Linked DNA regions of Homo sapiens: all the other regions are linked to region 2. A link is a contact called in ENCODE Hi-C or POLR2A ChIA-PET data. All regions are on one chromosome and are shown on one strand. Each heading gives the region's core, a stretch centred on a gene start or an enhancer-like site at or near the end of the contact. The rest is flanking DNA. Distances are from core to core; before and after follow the strand shown. Region 1 holds the start of ENTPD6 (ectonucleoside triphosphate diphosphohydrolase 6). Region 2 has its middle 55 kb from the start of VSX1. Region 3 has its middle 17 kb from the start of ENTPD6.

Evidence for each region. A loop is a pair of places that touch in the nucleus more often than their neighbours do. ChIA-PET counts read pairs that join two places held with the same protein, here RNA polymerase II (POLR2A). Pooled maps may share reads with other maps.
Region 1: a loop to region 2 is called in a map of CD8-positive, alpha-beta T cell, with 23 times the contacts of the local background. The contact joins the promoter of ENTPD6 here to the enhancer-like site in region 2. A Hi-C loop is called at or near these places in 7 of 168 maps with a recorded cell type or tissue (CD8-positive, alpha-beta T cell, GM23248, cardiac septum and 3 more), 2 of 37 single-sample maps with no recorded cell type and 6 of 50 pooled maps. POLR2A ChIA-PET finds 5 or more read pairs at or near these places in 4 of 52 experiments (CD4-positive, alpha-beta T cell, CD4-positive, alpha-beta memory T cell, CD8-positive, alpha-beta T cell and 1 more).
Region 3: a loop to region 2 is called in a map of Panc1, with 5 times the contacts of the local background. The contact joins two enhancer-like sites. A Hi-C loop is called at or near these places in 17 of 168 maps with a recorded cell type or tissue (Caco-2, Calu3, GM12878 and 13 more), 3 of 37 single-sample maps with no recorded cell type and 16 of 50 pooled maps. POLR2A ChIA-PET finds 5 or more read pairs at or near these places in 1 of 52 experiments (Panc1).

What each region holds. Positions count from the first base shown.
Region 1 is chr20:25,193,120-25,196,964 of GRCh38, forward strand. ENTPD6 (ectonucleoside triphosphate diphosphohydrolase 6) reads left to right here and starts at 2,593. Exons shown (of 15, transcript NM_001247.5): 1 at 2,593-2,748. LOC101926889 (a long non-coding RNA gene) reads right to left here and starts at 3,773. Exons shown (of 6, transcript NR_109994.1): 1 at 3,504-3,773. RefSeq lists enhancers at 2,049-2,288, 3,139-3,208, 3,589-3,738 and a silencer at 2,429-2,848.
Region 2 is chr20:25,134,886-25,138,828 of GRCh38, forward strand. No RefSeq gene overlaps it. Among named protein-coding and RNA genes, the nearest start is that of VSX1, 55 kb to the left of the region's middle. Within about 2 kb of position 2,011, at least 6 of the 41 ENCODE cell types and tissues checked have a DNase peak (open chromatin) inside an H3K27ac peak, as active enhancers do; they include PC-9, Panc1 and ascending aorta, where a contact is called at or near this core.
Region 3 is chr20:25,177,133-25,181,095 of GRCh38, forward strand. No RefSeq gene overlaps it. Among named protein-coding and RNA genes, the nearest start is that of ENTPD6, 17 kb to the right of the region's middle. Within about 2 kb of position 2,004, at least 15 of the 41 ENCODE cell types and tissues checked have a DNase peak (open chromatin) inside an H3K27ac peak, as active enhancers do; they include PC-9, Panc1 and ascending aorta, where a contact is called at or near this core.

The DNA.
Region 1 (3,845 bases), core at 1,343-3,842, 59 kb after region 2:
CCCACATTGTGATGGACTAGCCACCCAGACTGGTAAACTGGCTATCTCGTCTTGTGACCCCAACCCAGGAACTAACCCAGAGCAAGACGAAAGCTTCATCTCTTCAGGATTTCATCCCTAACCCAACCAATCAGCACTCACCATTCCCTAGCCCCCTGACTGCTAAACTATCTTTTAAAAACCCTAGCCTCCAGACTGGCACAATCCCAGCACTTTGGGAGGCCAAGGAGGGCAAATCACTTGAGAGCAGGAGTTCGAGACCAGCCTGGCCAACACGGTGAAACCCCGTCTCTACTAAAAATACAAATAATTAGCTGGGCATGGTGGTGTGCGCTTGTAATCCCAGCTACTTGTAAGGCTGAGGCATGAGAATCGCTTGAACAGGAGGTGGAGGTTGCAGTAAGCCTAGACTGCACCACTGCACTCCAGCCTGGACAACAAAGCAAGACACTGTCTCAAAAACAAACCCCCCCCAAAAAATTCCTTAGACTCCGAATTTGAGGAGAGGCTGATTTGAGGAGTAATAAGCCTCTGCTCTCCTGGTTAGCCAGCTCTATGTGTATCGAACTCTTTATTGCAATTCCCATCTTGAAAAATTGGCTCTATCTGGGCGACAGGCAAGAAGAAGCTGTTGGGTGGTTACAGTGTGATGAGTGCTATGAAGGAAATAACATAAAAGGTGACAGAGAATAACTAGAGGAGGCCATTCTAGATAAAATGGTCTGAGGAGGTGACATTTGAGCTGAGTATTAAACATTGAGAAACAATCTACGAAGGGAAGATGTGGTGCAAGACCTTTCCAAGCAGTGTATAATACACACAAAAGCCCATGCCAGCAAAAAGATTTTACTTTCACAAATTCTAGAAACTCTAAGAGTAAAAAGTGGTGAAAAGAAAGGAAGTGATAACACATGTTGCCAAGTGCAGCAGGCAGAAACAGGGCCATCACCACTTCACGACAGGATCTCAAAATACTAGGAAGTGTAAATTAAAACCATGAGATATAGTTTTGTCATTATTGGATTGGGAAAGATCCAAAAGTTTGGAAAGACCCCACTGGTGAAGATGTGTGGAAACCCACAGTCTTACACATTATTTGCCAGAGTGTAAATTAGTACAGTGTCTAAGGGGGGCAATTTAGCCACGTTTGGCTAATATATTATTTTAAAGGACATATCCCACCATAGCCAATTCCACCTCTAAGAATATTTCTGACAGATATACCCACATGCATGCACAAAGACAATCCACGGGATCCAGTCACATTATTCCTAACCCAAAGCAACTGGGAAACACTTCAAGGTCCATCAGTGAAGGCCCGCATAGGCTAACCTCTGTAATAACCAAATCTCAGTGGCAGTGTCCAACCAGGTGCTTGTGGGCGACCTTCCAACAGGCACCGCATTGCCCGGCTGCCAGGCCGGGCCTGTGTACTGTCCCCGCATCCCATACAGCTAGCACTTATTCACCCTCAAAAGCGTCCCATCCTGAAAATAAACTCTTGCCCACTTGGTGCTTCAGGAACCTGGGCTTCTTCCACTAATAGCTCTCCCAGATGCCCCAGTGCGCAGGTGGGGCCGTCCTCTAGGACCAGGCCTGGCTGGGGCGCACCCACACCTCCTTGGCCAGACGCCATGGGCCGGGAAGGGGCTCTGGCCCTTGCGGGAATGAGGGCGCCTAGCATAGGTGTGCAAGTGGGCAGCCCCCACCGTGGGGTCCTTAAGTAAGCTGGAGCCTGTGAGCCAGGACAGTCAGGAGTTGCAACCTTGGTGATTTCTAGGAAGACAGAAAATGGGGTCAAGGGCCGGGTGTGGTGGCTTATGCCTATAGACCCAGCACTTTGGGAGGCCGAGGCAGGCGGATCACCTTAGGTCAGGAGTTCGAGACCAGCCTGACCAACAGGGCGAAACCTCGTCACTACTAAAGGTACAAAAATTAGCCAGGCGTGGTGGCGCACACCTGTAATCCCAGCTACTCAGGAAGCTGAGGCAACAGAATCGCTTGAACCCGGGAGGCAGAGGTTGCAGTGAGCTGAGACCACATCACTGCACTCCAGCCTGGGTGAGAACCTGTTAAAAAAAAAAATAAGAAAATGGGGTCAAGAAACGGTGGGAGGAGGGCAGATTTCATGAACCTGCCTGCTATGATGTGGCTGCATTTCCATCATGCATTGTCCTAAAAAAAGAAAAAGAAAAAAATAAAATGTAGACGTGGAGGGATGGGGGAAATTGCACAGGCCGGTCCAGGCTGTGAGGCTGCCCCCTACCAGGGACGACGAGGGCCAGCTCCGCCGCGCCGTAAGGAAACTGGCCAAGGGAACCCCTTGAATCTGGCGAGGGCCCGCCATGAGACGCTCGGGGAACCAGACTGCCGAGCCCCCCTCTCTGGGCCGACGCCAGCCCGGCTGTGGACTGGAGAAAACCGCAAGGCCACCTGCAGAAAGAAAAGAAGGCCATCGCGCCTACGCAGCTGAGCACCCATACTCCGCCCGCGCCTGCGCAACTGGGTCCCCCGACCCCCACCTCCTCTCCCGCCTGCGCATGCGCGGCTGGGTGCGCCCCCCCGCCCAGCCTGTGACGCCACGTGCATGGGGCGGAGCCCAGGCCCTAGGGAATCGTGGGGTCGTATCCCGCGGGTGGAGGCCGGGGTGGCGCCGGCCGGGGCGGGGGAGCCCAAAAGACCGGCTGCCGCCTGCTCCCCGGAAAAGGGCACTCGTCTCCGTGGGTGTGGCGGAGCGCGCGGTGCATGGTAAGCGGCGGGCCGGGGCGCTGGCGGGGGCGGCCGGGGATCACCGACTGTAGGCGGGCCTCCCCCACGCGGGCGCGCTGCGCTCCGGAGGACGGCCTCGGGGTCACTCGCACCCCGGGTCCCACCTCCTGCTGCCTTCCTGTCCAGGCTCCATTAGGGCTCCCTGGATGTCTGGGCTCCGCTGACCGGTGGGGGGCAAGTCCAGTGTTTTGGGCCACAGGGCGGGCCAAATAGCAGGGGCCTGTAGCCCCAGGGGGCCCCAGCCCTGCTGCGTTCATTCATTCAGCCCGCTTTTGCGGACCCGCCCCCAGTCTGCGTCAGGGACAGACCCCTCCGCCCTGGATGAGCCCGGCGGGGAAGCTTCGCGTAGCAGTTTCTGGGAAACAGGTAGGATCAGGCCGCTCGGACAGGACTGAGGGTGTAAGGACGATTCACCCTGGCATTGGGGTGGTGTCCCGAGGAGCTCATAGGTGGTCAGGGCGGTTCTGCCCGAGCTGACCTGTGAGCCGCGAATGCCCTGGACCGAGGGAGGGAGAGCCCCCTAGGTGGACAGACTAGACTCCTTCAGTGGAAAACATTCAACAGCCAGGAGAGCGTGGAAGAGGAAGGAGAGATGGGAGGGCCCAGGGGAGCGTGGAAGGGAGGGTGTTTTTATTATAAGTGCACCTGTAAGTGCAAAGTGCAAAGGAAGCAGCCGCCGGGAAGTGCCTGGGCAGCTCTGGGTGTCCCTCCAGGCACCTGTATTCCAGCCTTACCTGCGCGAAGCCACACATCCCACGTCACACAGGATACGGGGAAGTCAGCCATAGCCTGCAGGCGGGGAATCTGAAACCTCGCGCAGGAGTTCCTTGGGAGAGGTGGATTACAAGGACTCTTCCTCCCACCCGCTGTGCAAGAGCCATGGGCGGCCGGTAGTCATTTTTGAAGGACCTGGCAAGCACTGTACAAATCTCAAAATTGCTTTTTGTCCCCCTCCCCTTGCCTTGGAGAGAGTGGCTGGCTAGTGTGTGTGTCGTCTGCCTCCTGAAGGTTCGGGTAAAGGACCAGGGAGGTGGGCAGCCCTTTGTGTCAGGAGATCTGGAAGCGCCTCCCCTCCC
Region 2 (3,943 bases), core at 761-3,260:
TGGAAGACCCGGATTCCAGTGCCAACCCCGTGGCTCACCATCGGCCGTCCTCCAGTCTCCATTTCAATCATCAAGAAAATGGGAGGGTACAGTAGATAGATTTATGTATTGCGTGTTTCAACTTTATTCTTGGAAAAGAAATACATGCAGATGGTTCAACTTTAAAATTACAAAAGGATATTCGGCAGCGAGTATCCCTCCCACCCCTGCCCCTGCCTGCATCACCCCTCCTGGAGGCAGCCAGCCTGTGCGCACTTCAGAGGTAGTTCATGCATTTACTAACAAGTGCATCCTTTGCTTTGTTTACACAAATGGCAGTTCCCACACACACCTCCCACACTTTGCATCATTTACTCAACACTGCGCCTTGGAGACTGTCCAGTGCACACACACAAGTGCTATCTCGTTTCCTTTTCTTGAGACTGTCGTCCACTCCCTGGAGGCACTGAAATTCTGGGTAGCTTCTCAGGGTCCCTTCCAGCTCTGAGATTCCACGTTGTCCATTCAAATGTGTCTTTCAGCTGCCCACAGTGGGCTGAGGTGGGCACCCCTGCCACAGAGGAGGCTTCGCCTCTCCTCCCCTAGAGGTGCTCTGGAGAGGAACCCCTCCCATAAACCAGGCCACTCCTCACAGCAGACCTGGGACAGTCACTTTCTAGCCAGGTGGCAGACTGGCAGGCAAACTGAACCTGAACATCTTTGTTTCTAGGCTGTGAGGGACAAGGTTTCCATGACTACATGGGAGATTCCCAGCAAATTCACCCCACAAAATACCCAAACACATTTTAGGAAATGCCTGGCCAGAAAGGACAGCCCTCACCTTTCGCCAGAGCTGGTCTGGTCCCTGTGTCAGGATAACATCCCACTAGCCTGGTTTGTCTCTTAGAAAAGGAAAAGAGAATTAGGACAAAAGAGGCCGCATCCTCATCTGGTGCCGGGGTTCCCTTTTCCAGCTACAAAAAAAGCACTGGGGTCAGCCTACAGAACTGCCGAGAGCCCCACGGAAGTCTCAGGCAGACCACACGCTTGCTGGCGACCCTCGTCATCCAGCAGGGATCCAGGAGGAGAGAGGGGGAGCGAGCACCACAAAGTGTAGAGGAGAGAGGTGGGCAAGCAGGCAGAGACAGAGGGAGCAGACCGAGCCAGGGAAGTGGGCGTCTGAGGCCGAGCAGGAAGATGGGGAGCACAGAGACTGTTAAAGACACCAGAGGCCCCAGACCTGAGAAACAATGGCACAGAAAGGGTATCTGGAGCAGAGAAAGACTGATTAGTAAGCCAGTAATTAGCAGTTACCTAATGCTGCATAGCTAAATATCCATGACTTAGTGGTCTCAAACTGCAATCACAGTTTCTGTGGGCCAAGAATTCACTAATAGTCTGGCCGGGTGGTTCTGGCTTGGAGTCTGCTACAGACTGAATGTGGCCCCTGGAAAGCATGTGCTGGAAACATAATCCCCAGTGCAACAGTGCTGGGAGGGGGCTGCTGAGTGGTGATTAGACTGTGAGGGCTGTGCCCTCTTGAATGGATTAATTCTGTTATCATGAGAATGGGTTTGTTATCTCAGTAGTGGATTCATTATAAAAGAACAAGTTTGATCCTCCCTCTCTCTGTCTCTCTCCCTCCCCCTCCCTCCTTTTGCCCTTCCACCATGGGATGATGCAGCAAGAAGGCCCTTGACAGATGCTGGGACCCTAATCTTGGACTTCCCAGCCTCCAGAACCATGAGCCAATAAATTTCTGTTCATTATAAATTGCCCAGTCTATGGAATTCTGTTATAGCAGCACAAAGCAGACTAACAGGGCTGCAGTCAGATGTCAGCCTGGGCTGCATCATTTGAAGGCTCTGCTGTGGCCAGGGGATCCACTGCCAAGGCAGCCCTCACTGGCTGCCGAGCTGGTGCTGGCTGCTGGCAGGAGGCCTTAGCATCTCTCTGTGTGGGCCTCCCCAGGGCTGCTTGGGCGTCCTTTTGGCATGTGGCTGGCTTCCCCCAGCATGAGTCACCCAAGAGAGCAAGGCGGGAGCTGTAGTGCCTTTTCTGACCCATCAACATTCTGCTGGACACAGAGGCCAGCCCTGATTGAATGTGGAAAGGACTGCATGAGAGTGTGGCTCGAGGAGGCCAGAACCATTGGCAGCCACCTGGGAGACTTGGCGATCACAGAGAGAGGGAGACAAGACATTGTATGGAAACTGTGAGTGGCTGTGTCAAGCTCATAATATTCCATAAACATGGGTGGGGAAGATAAGGATGAATGATTAGCAAGGAAAGGAGAAAAAATAAAAAGCAAACCTTGTGCTTCCACTGGACAGTGGTACCTGAAACTTTTTCTTTTCTCACCTTCCTTGTTATTTTAAATGATTTTAAATAATATCAGTAATGCATGCATGTATCTTCACAATAAGAATGTCCAACAAAGCTCTCCTTAACCAAACCACCTTGAATGCCACCCCTCCCCAGAGGTCATCACTGTAATCATGCTGAGTCACATCCCAGGACTTGCCTTCACAGCTTTCCTTGTATATTGCAGTGTTTGTGTGTGTGTGTGTGTAGGAAATGAATTTCATTTCATGAAAAATGTAATTCCATTTTGTATTTTTTTACATAAATTGTATCATATCATATCATTGCTCTTAGAATTTTTTCCACTTAATTGATACGTCTTGGACATCATTGTGTGCAGATACGTAAGTCGATCTCATTCTTTTTGACCACTGCATGGCATTCCACAGTGTGGCTGCACCATGATCGTAACCATTTCCCTAATGAAAAATATTTAGGTGGTTTGCATTTCTTCTATTACTAGCAGTAAATGTTGTATGTGCATCTTTGTATACTTACTTCTAGACTATTATTTCTGAATATATATGTATCTTCAGTTGTCAATTCTTAATTTTATTATGTTGTAATCAGTAAGTGTGACCTATATCATGATTTCTATTTTTTGGAGTTTGTTGATCATTTCTTTATGGCTTAACACATGACCAATTTCTGTGACTGTGCTGTGTATACTTGAAATAATATACACTCTCTGGTGGGTAAAAAGACCCATTAGCTATTATATGATGTTTTTCTCTGTTATTTAAGAGTTTTGTTTATTTTTATCTTCTTGATCTCTGTCAATTTCAAGAGCTGTGCATTAAAAATCTCACACGATAGTGGATTTTTCAATTTATCTTTGTATTTCCATCAGTTTCAATAAAAGTTGCTAATATTTATTCACCACCTGCTGTGTGTCAGGCCCTGTGATAAGGACTTAGCATATATTATCTCATCTGATCCTTACAACAGCCTATAAGGGAGGCATTATTATTATCCTTGTTTTTCAGATGAAAAACCCAAAACAAAGAGGAACCTGATATCACATACCTAAAAAGTAGCAGAGTTGAGACTTAACCTACTCTTGGCTCTAAGTATGCAGCATGGACCACACATCACAATTGCTTTTCCTGGAGCCCTGCTCTTATTTTATGTAGCCCTGAGAAAGAAAGAAAAAAGCTTTCAATTTCTATGACACGATGTTTTCTTATATATGAGAGTTTTTATACTTATCGAAAAAGTTCTTTTAGACTTTTTTTTGAGACAGGATCTCGCTATGTCGCTCAGGCTGGAATGCAAGTGGTGCAATCACGGCTCACTGCAGCCTCAACCTCCTAGGCTCAAGAAATCCTCCTACCTCAGCCTCCTGAGCAGCTGGCACTACAGGTGCACATCACCATGCCCAGCTAATTTTTTAAATTTTTTTTTGTAGAGAAGAGGTCTCACTACCAGTTTGTCCAAGCTGGTCTCAAACTCCTGGGCTCAAGCAATCCTCCCACCTCAGCCTCCCAAAGTGCTGGGATTACAAGTGTGAGCCAATGAGTCACCACACCTGGCCTTTTAGACTTATTGATAAAACATTTTGTCATAGATTTCTCTTGAGCATATACGAAAAGGACACACA
Region 3 (3,963 bases), core at 754-3,253, 42 kb after region 2:
AGCACCACCACACCTAGCTAATTTTTTATATTTTTGGTAGAGAAAGGGTTTCACCGTGTTGTCCAGACTAGTATCAAACTCCTGAGCTCAGGCGATCTGCTTGCCTCGGCCTCCCAAAGTGCTGGAATTACAGGCATGAGACACCGTGTCCAGCCCTGGCAAGTCTTTTGTGCCTCAGTCTTCTCATCTGTAAAATGAAGATAATAATAATTATCTCAGGAATTGATTTAAATAGTGCAGTTACCAAAGTCAAGAAACCTGGCAGACACTGTCTTAACTAAGTGATCAAAGTTAACATCACCAACAAGGAGACATATTGACATCACAGGCCTCCTGACAAGATGCATTACTTCTGTGGCATTACCACCGAAAATGTATAATCTGAATTTAATCATGAATAAACATCAAACAGACTCAAACTGAGAGGAATTCTACAAAGTAACTGGCTCGTACTCTTCAAAAATGGCAAGGCCGTGACATATACAGAAAACCCGAGGAACTCTTCCACGTTGTAGACAACTAAATGCAGCGTGGGATCCAGAAGGCAGTCCTGGGGCAGAAAGGATGGGGGAAAAGGAAAGAAATTTTTGGTTCTGTTTTGTTTTTGCTCTGAAAGACAGGACTGGTACAGTCAGTGAAACTTTGGATGCATCGATTGGATGGCTGTGTTGTGTCAGTGCTAAATTTCTGGTTTTGATGAGGGGACTGTGGCTGTGTAGGGGAGTGTAGGAGCCTAGGAAGAAGACGGACTCTCCAGAGGGAGAGGGCCAGGCCCAGTTAATAACTGTAGTTATTAAACTCTGGAGCAATTGCTGTCTGCCCCACACAGTCTATGATTATAGATAGTCTTGTTGCTTAACTGCTCAGCAGACAGATGCTTGATTCCTGGGGCCATTGCATATTTGTAACACCTAGGAGGTCTAAAATATTGGCAGGCAAGTTTGTTTATCCAACACTGAATGAGATCTGGATTTGCCAGTCACTGTGCCAAGCACAGGGAAGCAAAGGGACCTGAGGCCCAGACCCAGGCCTTTGTAGAATGTGCCCATTCCAGCAGGAGTGGCTGGAGGGCTCCCCACAGATAAGGACAGGATGGGGTGCTCTGTGCCAACTGGTGAAATGAGAACAACCGCAGGAATGCAGAGGAGGAAAAGGAATGTGTGTGGAAAAAAGACAAATGACACGGAGAAGTAGTAAGAGCAGAAAGACCCTGTTTAACGTGACCTTCAATGCATTTTCTTTGAGATGAGTGTGGGCTTGCCTGAAAAGGTGAGAAGACAAGATATGTTCAAGGCATTCAGCCATGATGGCACCATTACACTCCAACCTGGGCAACAGAGCAAGACCCGATCTCTGAGGGAAAAGAAAAAAAAAGAAAAAAGAAAAAAAAAAAATATATATATATATAATAATGACTTTTCTGTATTTAATTCATAAGTGAGAGGCTTCCAAACTTACCTTAAAAATGCACTATGTCAAGGCACAGTCTCTCACTTTTGACAGAACTTGTGAGGAAAATGCGAGCTGCAAAATGTTTTCCTGTCTGAGCCTCCTCTTCACGATGGGAATGCAGTGCTCAGGGAAACACATCCCAGCTCCATGAGAGAAGGGAGGGAGTAGACTAGTATGCTCTGAGCTCCCTTTCTGCTCCAAAACTCTAAGATTCCATGAGTTAGGGTGTCAGTGACCCTCCCCCAGTGGCCCTCAGACCCTAGCTTTCCAGCACCAACTCCAGTCAGCTCCAACTGCCTGTATCTCATCTCTGGGCCCGAAGGCTCTTTCAAGAACTTGAGTGTGCAGCAGGTCAGATATGCAGAGGGAATAGCACTCAACAATAACTGACAGGACCCAGTGTATAAACACTCCAGCACCCTCCTGCCTCAGGCTCAAAGCATTATGACTTATGACTCAAGGCATTGAGTCATCATTTGTAATAGAAAAACTTGGAAATATATGGCAAGATATGTAATAGCCACACAACACCTCTCTCTTCCTTTGGAGTGCAGTGGTGCAATCACAGCTCATTGCAGCTTCTCCAGCCTCAGCCTCTCCAGTAGCTAGAGGTCTTGCTATGTTGCCCAGCCGGTCTTGAAATCCTAGGCTCATGTGAACCTCCTCCTTGACCTCCCAAACTTCTGGGATTACAGGCGTGAGCCATGGTGCCAGGCCAAAAAAAAAATGTGTAGACAGCCCCAGCCTCCTCCTTGTGATACTATACTGCCGCCTAATGTCCTCTCAACAAATGACACCAAATACATTCTCCACGTGGATTCAGAAATTGTATAAACAAGGTTGAAGTTGAAACATTTTATTGTGATAGGAAAACATTTTGGAAACCAGTCTGCACATATGCACGTATGCTTGTGCATTTATGAAGTATATCTGGAGAACACAAATAAGCTGTTAACAGCAGATGCCTCCAGGAAAGGGAACTGGCAGGCTGAGAAATCTACCAAAATCATGGTGATGACGATGGTGATGACGTTATTTTGTATCTTTTAAATTTTGAGGCATACAATGTCCTGCTAATTGAAAAAAATTTTTAACTTAAAAAAACATTTATTAAATGTTGACGCTATGATGACTAAGGGGCCATCTTTTCTTCATTCATTGATTAGTGTTCTTAACAAATACTTACTGAATGCTTCCTGTGAGGGGGGCACTGTTTGGAGGAAAAACAGTGAGGAAGACACGCTCCCACCCTCCTGGAGCAGAGATGCTCAGAGGACTGCCCGGGACACCGCATGGTGAAGGTGGCCGAGCCCACGGCCTGGGTCTTAGGCTGGCCGGCCACGTGGAGCGGCACCCACCCAGCCCTGCTGCCGTGAGTCAGTGCCGTGGGGAGCAATCGCATGCATGGGCTTCAGACCTGCATTGGGCCTCTTTATTTGGGCACTTCAGCCTTATCCTAATTAATATGACACTTCACAAGCAGCATATAAGGGACATTTTATTCACCCAGCAGGTGCAGCACACACATTCTTCTCCAGTACCATGGAAAACTTGCAAAAAGTTACAAAGAGGGATACAAAGCTCATGTCAACAACCTCCACAGAGTGGATATCAGAGATGACACTCCCTGGCCCACAGCTCAATCAAGTGAGAATTCACTGATTAAAAGGTAAATTTAGAAATTAATTCAAAAATTTAAAAATGTTTCTTTTTTAATCTTTTTTTAAAGTTTATTAGCAATCTAAAAAAATACTGGTTATTTTTTTGACTTAAAGAAACCACTAACTTGCTAATCTCTAGGACATACAAGTTCCATTTATGGTCATGAACTTCATAGTAGGCCAAATGTAGGATTTAAAATCCAAGAAACAAAAAAAAAATTATAGAATTTTAACCTCACAATTATTTGAATGTCATTTTGGAAAAGTGCTACCTGAGACGCAGACACTGAGGACATACCTGTATGTACATGTTGGTCCTGACCTCCACCTCCCTTTGTACTCACACTAAGAAGTACCCCAGTTACTAGAGTAAACAGAATAGAAGGAAAGAAGCTGTGAATAATTACTTATGAGAAAGGGGACACGACCATGGCACAGGTGCTTCCTAACTCGTACTGTGACATACTCTCTCTTCAAAAACTGTCCTTAAATGTTTGAGGTGATGTATATCCTAGTTACCCTGATCTGATCATTACACATTGTACATATGTATCAAAATATCACATGTACCTCAAAAATACATAAAACTATGATATAGCAAGTTTTTTTAATACGTTAAGTTCTAGGGTACATGTGCACAACGTGCAGGTTTGTTACATAGGTATACATGTGTCATGTTGGTTTGCTGCACCCATTAACTTGTCATTTATATTAGGTATTTCTCCTAATGCTATCCCTCTCCCTGCCCCCTTCCCCACAACAGGTCCCAGTGTGTGATGTTCCCCACCCTGTATCCAAGTGTTCTCATTGTTCACTTCCCACCTATGAGTGAGAACATGCGGTGTTTGGT